Regions from separate parts of the Homo sapiens genome. Here region 2 is linked to region 1. A link is a loop called in an ENCODE intact Hi-C map of the cell type or tissue named here. Cell type or tissue: heart right ventricle. All regions are shown on one strand. Each heading gives the region's core, and the rest is flanking DNA. Links, peaks and the distances in the headings are about the cores only.

Region 1 (5,382 bases), core at 229-5,228:
CTCCCAGAATGTTGGGATTACAGCAGGCCTAGCCTAATTTTGTTAATTTTTAAATGTGGCTACCAGAGAACTTTAAATGAACTATGTGGCTCACATTATGTATTGACTGAACAATGCATCTGTAGAGGCTGTCTTTGGAAGTTTACTATATAACCAAGACCCACGAACACTCATGCAGTTCCCAGGGGTATCATGGACTGCTTAAAGTCCCATCTGTGAAACCCTAACATGATGATTTTAAAGGTTACTTTTCATTTACATTCAAAATGTACATAAAGAATGTCCCTGTGAGATTAGATCACTTAAGGGAGAACCATGTCTGTGTTTCACTACGCAGAAAATGGTTTCATCGTCTTTGTCCTGAAAGCCACTGCCTGGAAGGGCTGTGCAGCGCTCAGAGTGGGAGAGGCAGACCTCTGAGACAAATGACTTCAGCATCACTACAGCTGTGGCTAGAATGAGAACAGCCTCAAATTTCACTAATGAAGAGATTTTCTGAGTTCCATGTGAGCAACGCCGCTTCCTTCCCATCCCCGAGTGATTCCCCTTGTCAAAGAAAAAAGACACAACCAAAAGGGAGAGCTGCCATCCTTTCAGGTCCCTTCTTGTTCTTCGTCTCACTGAATTCACCCCTAAATGCTTTGAAGTATTCTCCATGACTGTTTCATCAACTGAGGAAAGGAGGCCCAGAATGGCTTAGAAACTTGCTAACTGGTTTAGAAGAAGAACTGAGATTCAAATGCTTTGCAGTGTAGGTCTGCTTCTGCCACAAAATGGCAGCCAGGGGAGGAAGGAGAAAGTGAGGAAAGGGGGAAAATTAGCGCTCGGGCTTTGTCAGATCTCAGGAGAGGCGGACGCTGGCTAAGCCCCATCGCCTTATCTTTATTTTGTGAGAAGCAAACTGTGGGGTTTGGTTGCAAGAGAAGATCTTACTAGGGACCAGTTGCAGGGTGTATTAATCAGGGGTTTCCAGAGAAACAGAACTAATAGGATCTATCTGCCTGTCATCTCTCTCTCTCTCTCCTATCTATCTATCTATCTATCTATCATCTATCTATCTATCATCTATCTATCTATCTATCTATCTATCTATCTATCATCTAATCTATCATCTATCTATCTATTCATCATCTATTTATCAACTATCATCTCTCATCTATCAACTATTTGTTTGCCATCTATTATCTATCTATCATCTATTTATCTATTAATCATCTATTTATTAACTATCAATCTATCATCTGTCATCCATCAACTATTTATCTGTCTATCCATTCTCTATCTATCTGTCTCTCTGTCTGTCAATCAGTCAGTCAATCCATCGCCAGAATTGGCTCACATTATTATGGAGGCTGAGAAGTCCCACAATCTGATCTACCATCTGAAAGCTGGAGACCCAGGAAAGCTGGTGGTGTAATTCAGTCCTGGGAATGGAGGTGGTGGGAGGATACTGGCGTCAGTTCCAGACTCTAAAGGCTCGAGAACCAGGAGCTCCAAAGTTCAAGGGCAGGAAAAAATGAATGTCCCAGTTGAAGATGAGAAAACAAATTCACCCTTCCTCTGCCATTGTGTTCTATTCAGGCCCTCAATGGATGGGATGAGGCCTACACACACTGCTGAGGGCTCTCTTCTTTGCTCAGCCGACCAATTCAAACGCTCATCTTTTCCAGAAACACCCTCATAGACACACCCAGGAATAATCTTTTACCAGCTATCTGGGCATCCCTTAGCCCAGTCAAGTTGACACATTAAAATTAACCATCCTACAGGGATTTCCTACCGTTTTGGGGAAGCCATCTTTTCATGGCTTCCTTCCAGAGGAAAATTCCTGCTATATGCTTGACAGAAAGAACAAAACCCCAAACATACAAAAAGACCAGTCTGTGGAATGTAGACAATTTGGGTCAGATGTGGTTCCCTGCCTAGAGGAGCCAGTGAGATGAGCCATTTCCATCCACCAAAGATGGGCTTGAAATGTGGTCTACCTTTCAACATGGTGCCACTGAGGGCTTCTGAGCTGGCTGTGATCATCTGACAAAACGCTGTGTTGGCCAACTCATAGAAGAGTTTGCTAGCTGGCCTGGCCCCAAGCAGAAGCAGCAGGTTACTGCCCAAATTCTCCAAGTGGGATGACCAGCGGCTATATAAAGGGCAAACAAACAAGAAAGCCTTTCTTTCTGAGAATGTTTCCACTGCAGTTAGGTTAGAAAATGATCCAGGGAAGATATAAACTAGCCCTTTCATTTAGCAAAATAAAATGCCTATCCGCTTGGTAATCTGTGCAGTGGAAGTCAGAGCCAGAGTCTTGTTTTTAAAGATTTTGTTTAATTCACCACCCCCATACCTCCCCTCCCACTGCCTAGCATCAGGCTGGACAAGAAGAAAAGGGACACTGGCCTGCAGATGCTGCCACGTGACATGTCCTTATAGAATAGCTTCTGTGACATTTGTATTAAGTAACCACAGGAAAAAAGGTGAGGTGTTGATGACAGAAGGCATCTGTATTTTCTGGGGTTGGGTTCCAGTTTTAATGAATATGGATAATGCACAAAACATCTCATTTTTCGGAGCTGTGTTTTTTCATTAAACACTGCCACTCTGCATGGGAAAGGAACTGGACATTCCTGACACATTATTTGGCAGGTCTCAATCGCAAGTGCTCCAATATTGGCTTTCGGAAACCCATTCCAGATTTGGCCCAGATTGTCAAATCTTGTCCAGAGCACCAAGTCAAAAGGTGCCTCTAAGCCCTGGGCAGAGTGCCAGGCTCTGAAAAACACTGGCTGGATCTCCTCAGGGACCCTGGCTGAGACAGGCGAGTGATTTGTTCTTCAAATGACCTTTCCCTCCTTGGAAAAGAGCACCCGGAATAAAAGTGCAAGATGTGCTTCAGATGTCCCCCAAGAGTTTAACACAAGCAGAGGTATTGAGGGGCTTCTGTGTATTGACCAAAGAAGAAACATTTTTTTGGCTGGGCATGGTGGCTTACGCCTGTAATCTCAGCACTTTGGGAGGCTGAGGCGGGTGGATCACCTGAGGTCAGGAGTTCGAGACCAGCCTGGCCAACATGGTGAAACTCCCATCTCTACCCACAAATACAAAAATTCGCCAGGCATCACCTGTAATCCCAGCTACTCGGGAGGCTGAGGCAGGAGAATTGCTTGAACCCGGGAGGCGGAGGTTGCAGTGAGTGTGGTGGTGGGCACCTGTAATCTCAGCTACTCAGGAGGCTAAGGCAGGGGAATCAATTGATCCGATCTTGGCTGCAGTGAGCCAAGATCGAACCACTGCACCCCAGCCTCGGCAACAGAGCAAGACTCCATCTCAAAAACAAAAACAAATGAACAAACGAACAAAAAGAAACATTTTTTCCCTGTGGTAGGATGTCTGCCCTCAAGCAGTGAACCCAACTACTGTAGAACTGGTGGCACCTGTCCAATTAAAAATGACATTTGCTTTAAGGTAAAAATATATTATATATTAGGGTTGGGGCTCTGTCTTCTCCTGAGTAGTGTGTCATCCAGCATTTTTCAAAGCATGGTCTGGAGACCCTCCTACATCAGAATCAGGGGACGTGTTTCAATTACAAATTTCTGACCAAACCACCTACCAAATACGTGGGAACTAGAGCTAAGAATTTTCACTGTACCAAGCTCCAGGAAATCCTGATATACCCCAAAGTTTGTGAGCCATTGGATGTAAAAAACCACATACATATATATAAAATTGTTGTTGTTTGTTTGTTTTTGAGATGGAGTCTTGCTCTGTCTCCCAGGCTGGAGTGCAATGGCGCTATCTTGGCTCACTGCAACCTCTGCCTCCTGGGTTCAAGCCATTCTCTTGTCTCAGCCTCCTGAGTAGCTGGGATTACAGGCATGAGCCACCACACCCAGCTAATTTTTGTATTTTTGGTAGAGATGGGATTTCACCATGTTGGCCAGGCTGGTCTTGAACTCCTGACCTCAAGTGATCTGCCCACCTCAGCCTCCCAAAGGGCTGGGATTACAGGTGTGAGCCACCACACCTGGCCCCCTTCATATATTTTAAAGCCATTAAAGCAAGCTGTGATGGACAATAAGATTGGTTTCTTTTGCTCACATCCATGTGAACTTATTTAATTGTGTGTCTGTGGTAGTGAAACTTTGAACCACAAAAGACAGGGACTACTTTAAGCCTTCGCTTTTGCAGATTGATACGTGTATCTCGTCCTTTTGCAGTTACTTGTCATTATCTGCCTAAGAATAGTATTTCTAAGAAGTTGTTTCTGTGTATCTTCTGGGGAAGAATTTGTCCTTCAGTTACATGTGATTGCAACATGTTGATAAAAGCAAAAGAAAAGCAATAAAATCATTTGGTTGAATATCTCATTTCTTTGAAGCCAAACAGTTTTTGAGTGATAAGAAAGCAATTCAGTGGAACTTACTGTTCAGCATCTTACAGAACAGGATTCATATGTACTTGTGTATTCACATGCGAATTCATGCACACATTATCACCTAAGAGAGTCTGAGTGTCCTGGTCCTCAAAGTATGTGGTTTTCAGAATTTACACTGTATACAAATCTAGAACGACATTTGCTGCCTAAAGGACAATGACGTTAGATCTACACAGCAAGAGTTGAATAGAGCTTTGTTCATCTTCTCACAAATTTGGGTGGATCTAAATTGCTTATTTTAGGACAATTTAAACTTCCTAGTTTAAAACTTTATGGTTATCTGGTTAACTTAGGTGAAGTCTATTACATTAGACAGCAATGAAAGCAAATGAGCCACCCGCCAAGTAACAAATGGACCTTTAACCAAATATTCCTAAATATTCCAAATATTCCTAAATCACTACAAAACGCTTCTCTAAAATCCCCAAAACTGTTCCATCCAGGGACAATATAAAGTCAACAGGACCCTATGAAGATGCCAGTGCTAAACCAAAGTCAGAACATGTTTCTTCTTATGAACAATGGAATCTTTTATCCATAACGGGGTCTCTTTTTAGTTTGCCTGGTAAATCTAGAAATACCAGGGTGACCCCCACTGAGACATCATAGTACCCAAAGGAAAATGTTGCTTCCTTCATTCTGTGACCATAGAGAGTTTAAAAGTGTGTAGCCAAAACTTTTGTTAGTTTTAGAGGAGATGCATCTAATGATTTTGCTGTGGTTGTTAGGCCAGAAGTTCATTTAGAGTTCATCTATGCCTCTAGATCATTCTCCCAGGTCCTCTTACAACTTCCTGGCTCAATCATAGTGGTAAGGTCCACCTTGTTCAACTCCCATGTTCCTAAGCAACATTAACTACTATGACGTGAAATCAGGAAGACAATTGCAAAGTGCTTTCAAAATGTGTGTGTGTGTGTGTGTTTGTGTGTGTGTGTAGGAGAATGAAA
Region 2 (5,382 bases), core at 74-5,073, 80 kb after region 1:
TGTTGGGTTGTATATGTGCATTTAGGCTAAAATATACATGTAGGCTTCAGAGCTGCACCGTGTAAACTGTGAGGGAGTGACATTCACAGTCCACTTTTTCTTTCAATGTCTGAGTGATATCTTGTTTTAGGCATGTATTAGTACTATTTGGTTTGTACCCGTTGTATTAACCTCTTAGGTGTTTGAAATACTACTGGCATGCAAAGATTGCTTTGCCTAGAAAATATTTTTTTTTGCTCAGAGTGTATCTGTGGAATTAAAAATAGTTTACCCATGATCCCTGGAAAATAGTATTACCATGAAAAAAATTCAGGTGCTCTCTTGGTAAAGATTATAGAGGAGGGAGGTGATGACATTTTTATTTTTGACCAGGCTTTGTGTTTCCATAAAATAGAAGCCAAGTTATTACCTTGACTAACCTTCTTTTTTTGTCTTTTTTTTCACTCCCACTCCAGATAGATAACATCAAATTGCAAATAAAACGAACTCAGATCCCAGGTTGTTCTTACGTACGTTTTGGCCCAAGGTGTAATTGACTTGTTTTGCTTCCCCTTGCAATCATTTTTACTATGATTACAGTCCCAGGTAAGGTAATTTCTGTCCACTTTGGGCATACCTCAGTAGAGGTTGGTGTAGATGAAAGCTTAAAAATGAAATTGCAAGTGAAAGCACAGACTTAGCAAAACTTTCTTTATTGGAGCCCTCAATCCTCATAAACTGGCATTTTTCTGCTTCTGCCCCAGAATCGAGAATTCCTGGTTTTGTCTTTGTTTTGACTTGAGTTTTTAAAAGTTTCTCTGTAACACCTACCCTGGAGTGGTTAAGTGCTTTAATTTTGTCAGGTGAAGAAACCAAGTGCAGTTATGGTAGCCGGGTTGCTGTGGATATAATCCAGTTTGAGAAAATTCTCATTGTGGTGATCAGAAGTGCAGTGTTGTGGTTGCATTTCAGCTGCTGGGAAGATGCTCTTGCAAATCCATGTGTCGTCTTTGCTTCCGTTAGAAAGGTGCAGAATCAGTGTAAGTTCCAGATATCTGCTCCCTTTTCATTTTGTGCTCAGATGCCCCGTGTATGAATTCCGAATATAAAACATCTGTTCAGTCTGGTTTTGATTCAGATTTAAGGTGAATTTCTGTTGCTCAGTTGAAAAGCTAAATTTGAGTGTAGGCTCTGTCAGGCATGTTGTAGGAAAGGTGTATGGTACTGAAGTGTGTGGTTTTGTTTTTTAACTGCTTGACACTGTTAAGTAAGCAAATGACCCAGTCATGGGTTGTTTTGATTGCCATTCTTCTGTTGGTGTACTGCTTGCCTTCTGTTTTGTTAATAGTCATATGAGAAAACAGTTGTATGAAGTATAGTATCTTGAAGCTTTAAGACACCAAGTTTCCATTAGGCAGCCTAAGTCTCGCAGACTTTGGTAGCACTGTTGGTCTCATGGGAATGCCATTCTCATGTGTGGACTAAGTAAGGGCCAGGAGATTTTGCAAATTTTGTGTGTGTAAGAAGATTGAAGAAAACATTTTTCCTAATGTCACTGTCTTGAGTATTTTATCTGATTAGGATGGACTCATTGGAAACTATTGATAATTTCAAGATTTCTTGTCATCTGGCATACAAAGAAAACAGTCGTGACCCTATTTCCCTGGATTTTTCTATCCCTCTACTTGTCCTGTGTTTGCAATGCAAGAGGAAAATCCAGCTGCCTTTATAATCTAGAATACCATGTTTCTGTTTTTATTTCTTAGGTTTAATTCAGGGCGTAATTTCTACCAGTCCCTCCAAATACTGTTAAAGTTACTCTTTTTGTGGTCTTACTTCTTACTTCTTGAGTGTTATATTCTCCAAACCTTGGAGAAAATTAGAAGGTTTTAAAGTTTTCCAACTGAAAAGTATCTTTCAGAGGAAATACCCTAATTTCTGAATCTTCTATTTATAACTTGGCCTGGAGAATTATAATCTGGTCTACCAGGAAGGTGCTTGTGCTTAGGTTTTCTGCCTTAGTCACATGGAAAGATGAGCAGAAGCGATTTCCTTCTAGAAACAGTTTTTTTCTAGAAACATAAAATTGGAACCAAGTAGACTGAGAACAGAAAAAAAACACAAAGTTGACCTGGTAGGATGTTTTACCTCTATAAACCTCATAGTTGCTAGCCTTTGAGGGAGGCTAGATGAGTTGATAATAATGCCTAACCTTAGCAATGGATTGAAGTAGGGGTGCAGGGGTTATGTAGGTGTGTATATGTATTTAGGATATATATACACACCTACATATTATACACACACACATATGTACAATTCTCTTGAATCCTCAGCCATCTAAGGTTAGGTAGAGCTATTTCCATTTTACAAATGGAAAAACTGAAGAATTAAAACACAGACTTGGTCATACGTAATGGTAAATACAGTAGTTTAATGAAATTTTGTATTGTACCTATCACTCAGCTTCAACTGTTAATTTCCAGTCTGCTCACCTCTGTTTTCTTTATCTTAAAATTTTTTTCATTAATTTCCCTTGGCTAACATGACTAAAAAAATTTCAGACTTAAAGAGCAGTTCATTTAACACTTGTATGATTTTTGCCTAGATCACTAATTGTTAGAATATGCCTTATTTTATCTTTTTTTAATCTGCGTTATTTTGAGAGTTGCAGACATCTTGACATACCTTTCTTAGGAATAAGGGCCTTCCTCCTAACCACAACATAGTCATCACATTCAAAACGGACATTGATACGATACTACCACCAAATATTCAATTCATATAGAAATTTACGCTGTTCTTCCAGTAATAGTTTTTAGTGTTTTAATTCAGTATTCAATCAAGGATCATATATTTACTTGTTTAGTCTCCTTGAACAGTTCCAAAGCCTTTGTCATTAATAACAGTGGCACTTTGAGGAGTTTTGGAGTCCAGGCCTACTGTTTTGCAGAAACCCTCACTTTGGAGTTGACTGTAGTTGCGTTTTCATGATTAGAGTTAGATTAGCCATTGTTGACAGGAATGAGTATTTCATAGGGATGTCAATGCATCACACCGGGAGGCATACCACTTTGTTAAGCAGTCATTTGGTTAGGTGGCATTCACCAGAATGGGCCATTGTAAATGTACCCTATTTCCCTTTTGTATTAAGTGATCTATGGAATAACAAACTTGAGACTGAATATTTTGTTTTCCAACAATCTGCATTGGTTTTAGCATCTGTTGGTGACTGAATCAGTTATTGCAGGAGTACTTTAAAGCAAACTTAGATATATCATTTCACCTGTAAGTAATTAGTGTATAAGAAATAAGGACTTTTTTTTTTTTTTTTTTGAGACTGAGTCTCGCTCTTTCGCCCAAGCTGGAGTGCCAGTGGCGTGATCTCGGCTCACTGCAAGCTCTGCCTCCCGGGTTTCACGCCATTCTCCTGCCTCAGCCCCAGCTGGGACTGGGACTACAGGCGCCCGCCACCGCACCCAGCTAATTTTTTGTAGTTTTAGTAGAGACGGGGTTTCACCGTGTTAGCTAGGGTGGTCTTGATGTCCTGACCTCGTGATTCACCCGCCTCGGCCTCCCAAAGTGCTGGGATTACAGGTGTGAGCCACTGCGCCCGGCCAGAAATAAGGACTTTTAAACAACCGTAGTGCCTTTACACCTAACTACAATTCCTTAACACCTCATGTTCATGTTCAAATTCCCTGAATTGTCAAAAGTGTCTGTCTACAGTTCTGGTTGACTCTGAATCTAAACAAGGTCCACAAATTATGTTTGCTTAATGACCTTAAGTCTCTTACTCTGTAATAGCTTCTTACCCCACTCTTTACCTTTCCGGATTTGGCTGGTCACTTATGCTGTTTATATATATTCTTCTATTCCAGGTAATTTCTGTAGACCCATAGGTTCTAGAAATTTGATTAGATTCAGGTTTTGTTTTGTTTTGTTTTGTAAGAGCACTTAAGTGGTCTTGGGAGGGATAGATCACATCAAGAGGGACACATGTCTGCATTTTAGAGAAAAGATTAATTCTTGGTGTGGGTACAGATGTTAGCAGCTGCATGCGTCCATTTTGAAGTCCCCCAGCAGCCTTTCTCCTGAAAATTGTAGCATCCCTGTACTCATAGCCTGGGTGCATTACTTCAGGGCTTACCGGTGGTGATTTTTCTCATTACATTAGTCCTTTTGCATCAGTTAGCTGGATTTTATCTGACTTGTGTTTATTTCTAGTTTGTGTTTGTGTGTGTGTGTGTGTGTGTGTGTGTGTGTATCTTCCTGAAAGGTGTTGTAAAAGGATGCGTTCTTCATCTTTATTTCAGAAAGGATGTTCATGAACTCCCTTAGTGATCCTCTCAAATGTCCTCAGTTTTCTCATTTGTAAATTGGGGATCATTATCATGTCTGCCTCTTGGGGTTTTTGTTAGGATTAGATGAGCTCAAACATGTAGTGTAAAAATAGTGGTTGGCACATGGTGTTTGGTAAATGCTAGTTACTAAGGTAACTTCTTTAGTTTTGTGGGAACTCTGAACTCAAGTTGTAATGGAGAGGTGGAAGAGGATTCTTCATGAGTTGACATCAGGGTGCTTGGGTTTCTGTTGGGTGAGCTGAAGGGAATTGTTGCTTGCCGGCACTGACCTGCTCTTTCAGCTGTGTGGGAACAGTTGCCAGACAGACACGCACAGGGAAGGTCTGCACATATCACTGCACACTAAGAGGTGGATGTCGACAGTTGCAGCAGTAAAACTTGAAACACGTTCCGCAGTGGAGTTAGCACAGTGAAGGGAAGTGGGCCAGACTGGTGGTAGGTGGTAGGTTGAGGGAGATGGTGGCTCCAGATACAGGTTTTTACTATGTCATGGGCCACTGAGATTTTTATCTGAATGAACATATTTGTCTAGTCCAGTTTGCCTTGTCATTACACATACCCTCAACTGGAGCTATTTGAGATTGCAGATCACTGGTGGAGGAGGGAGGAGGCTCTTTTTCCCTTTAGCCTCTTTAATCTGCATCTCTTGTTGCTTAAAAAACCACTGTTGATGGTAATATAGGATATTGGAAGTTTAGCAGTCTTGATGGCGAAGAACTTAGTTGTTAATATTTGATTTTTTTATTTAACAAACATTTGAGCACCTGTAATATGTAAGATGGTGTTCTGGACACTAGGACACATCAGGGAACAACACAGAAAATTCTACCCTCATGGAGTTTACATACATGGTAGTGAGGAGACAGAAGAAACGTTTAAGTTTTATAGCGTGTTAGGTGTTGAGTACTATGGATAAATACAAAGTTGGAAGGGAGGCATTGAGATGGTCAGGGAAGTTACTTTTGTGCAAAGACGTAAAAGGAGAGGAGACAGGTCTTGTGGAAACCTGGGGTTACAAAGTGTTGCCTGCATAGGAAATAGC

The links. A loop is a pair of places that touch in the nucleus more often than their neighbours do. Peaks named below come from ENCODE experiments on the same cell type or tissue, not always from the same donor. Only the 100,000 strongest peaks of a DNase experiment are listed, where the experiment ranks them.
Region 2: it touches region 1 in a loop (3-fold over the local background); 1 of 110 quality-filtered maps calls a loop at or near these places.

The regions. Positions count from the first base shown.
Region 1 is chr21:34,002,474-34,007,855 of GRCh38, forward strand. The region is part of intron 2 of LOC105372790 (a long non-coding RNA gene); the gene reads left to right. Among named protein-coding and RNA genes, the nearest start is that of MRPS6, 68 kb to the right of the region's middle. In heart right ventricle, for the core only: no CTCF peak of the experiment used is centred there; a DNase peak (open chromatin) is centred at 2,764.
Region 2 is chr21:34,082,307-34,087,688 of GRCh38, forward strand. The region is part of intron 1 of MRPS6 (mitochondrial ribosomal protein S6); the gene reads left to right. The region is part of intron 1 of SLC5A3 (solute carrier family 5 member 3); the gene reads left to right. Among named protein-coding and RNA genes, the nearest start is that of SLC5A3, 11 kb to the left of the region's middle. In heart right ventricle, for the core only: no CTCF peak of the experiment used is centred there; no DNase peak of the experiment used is centred there.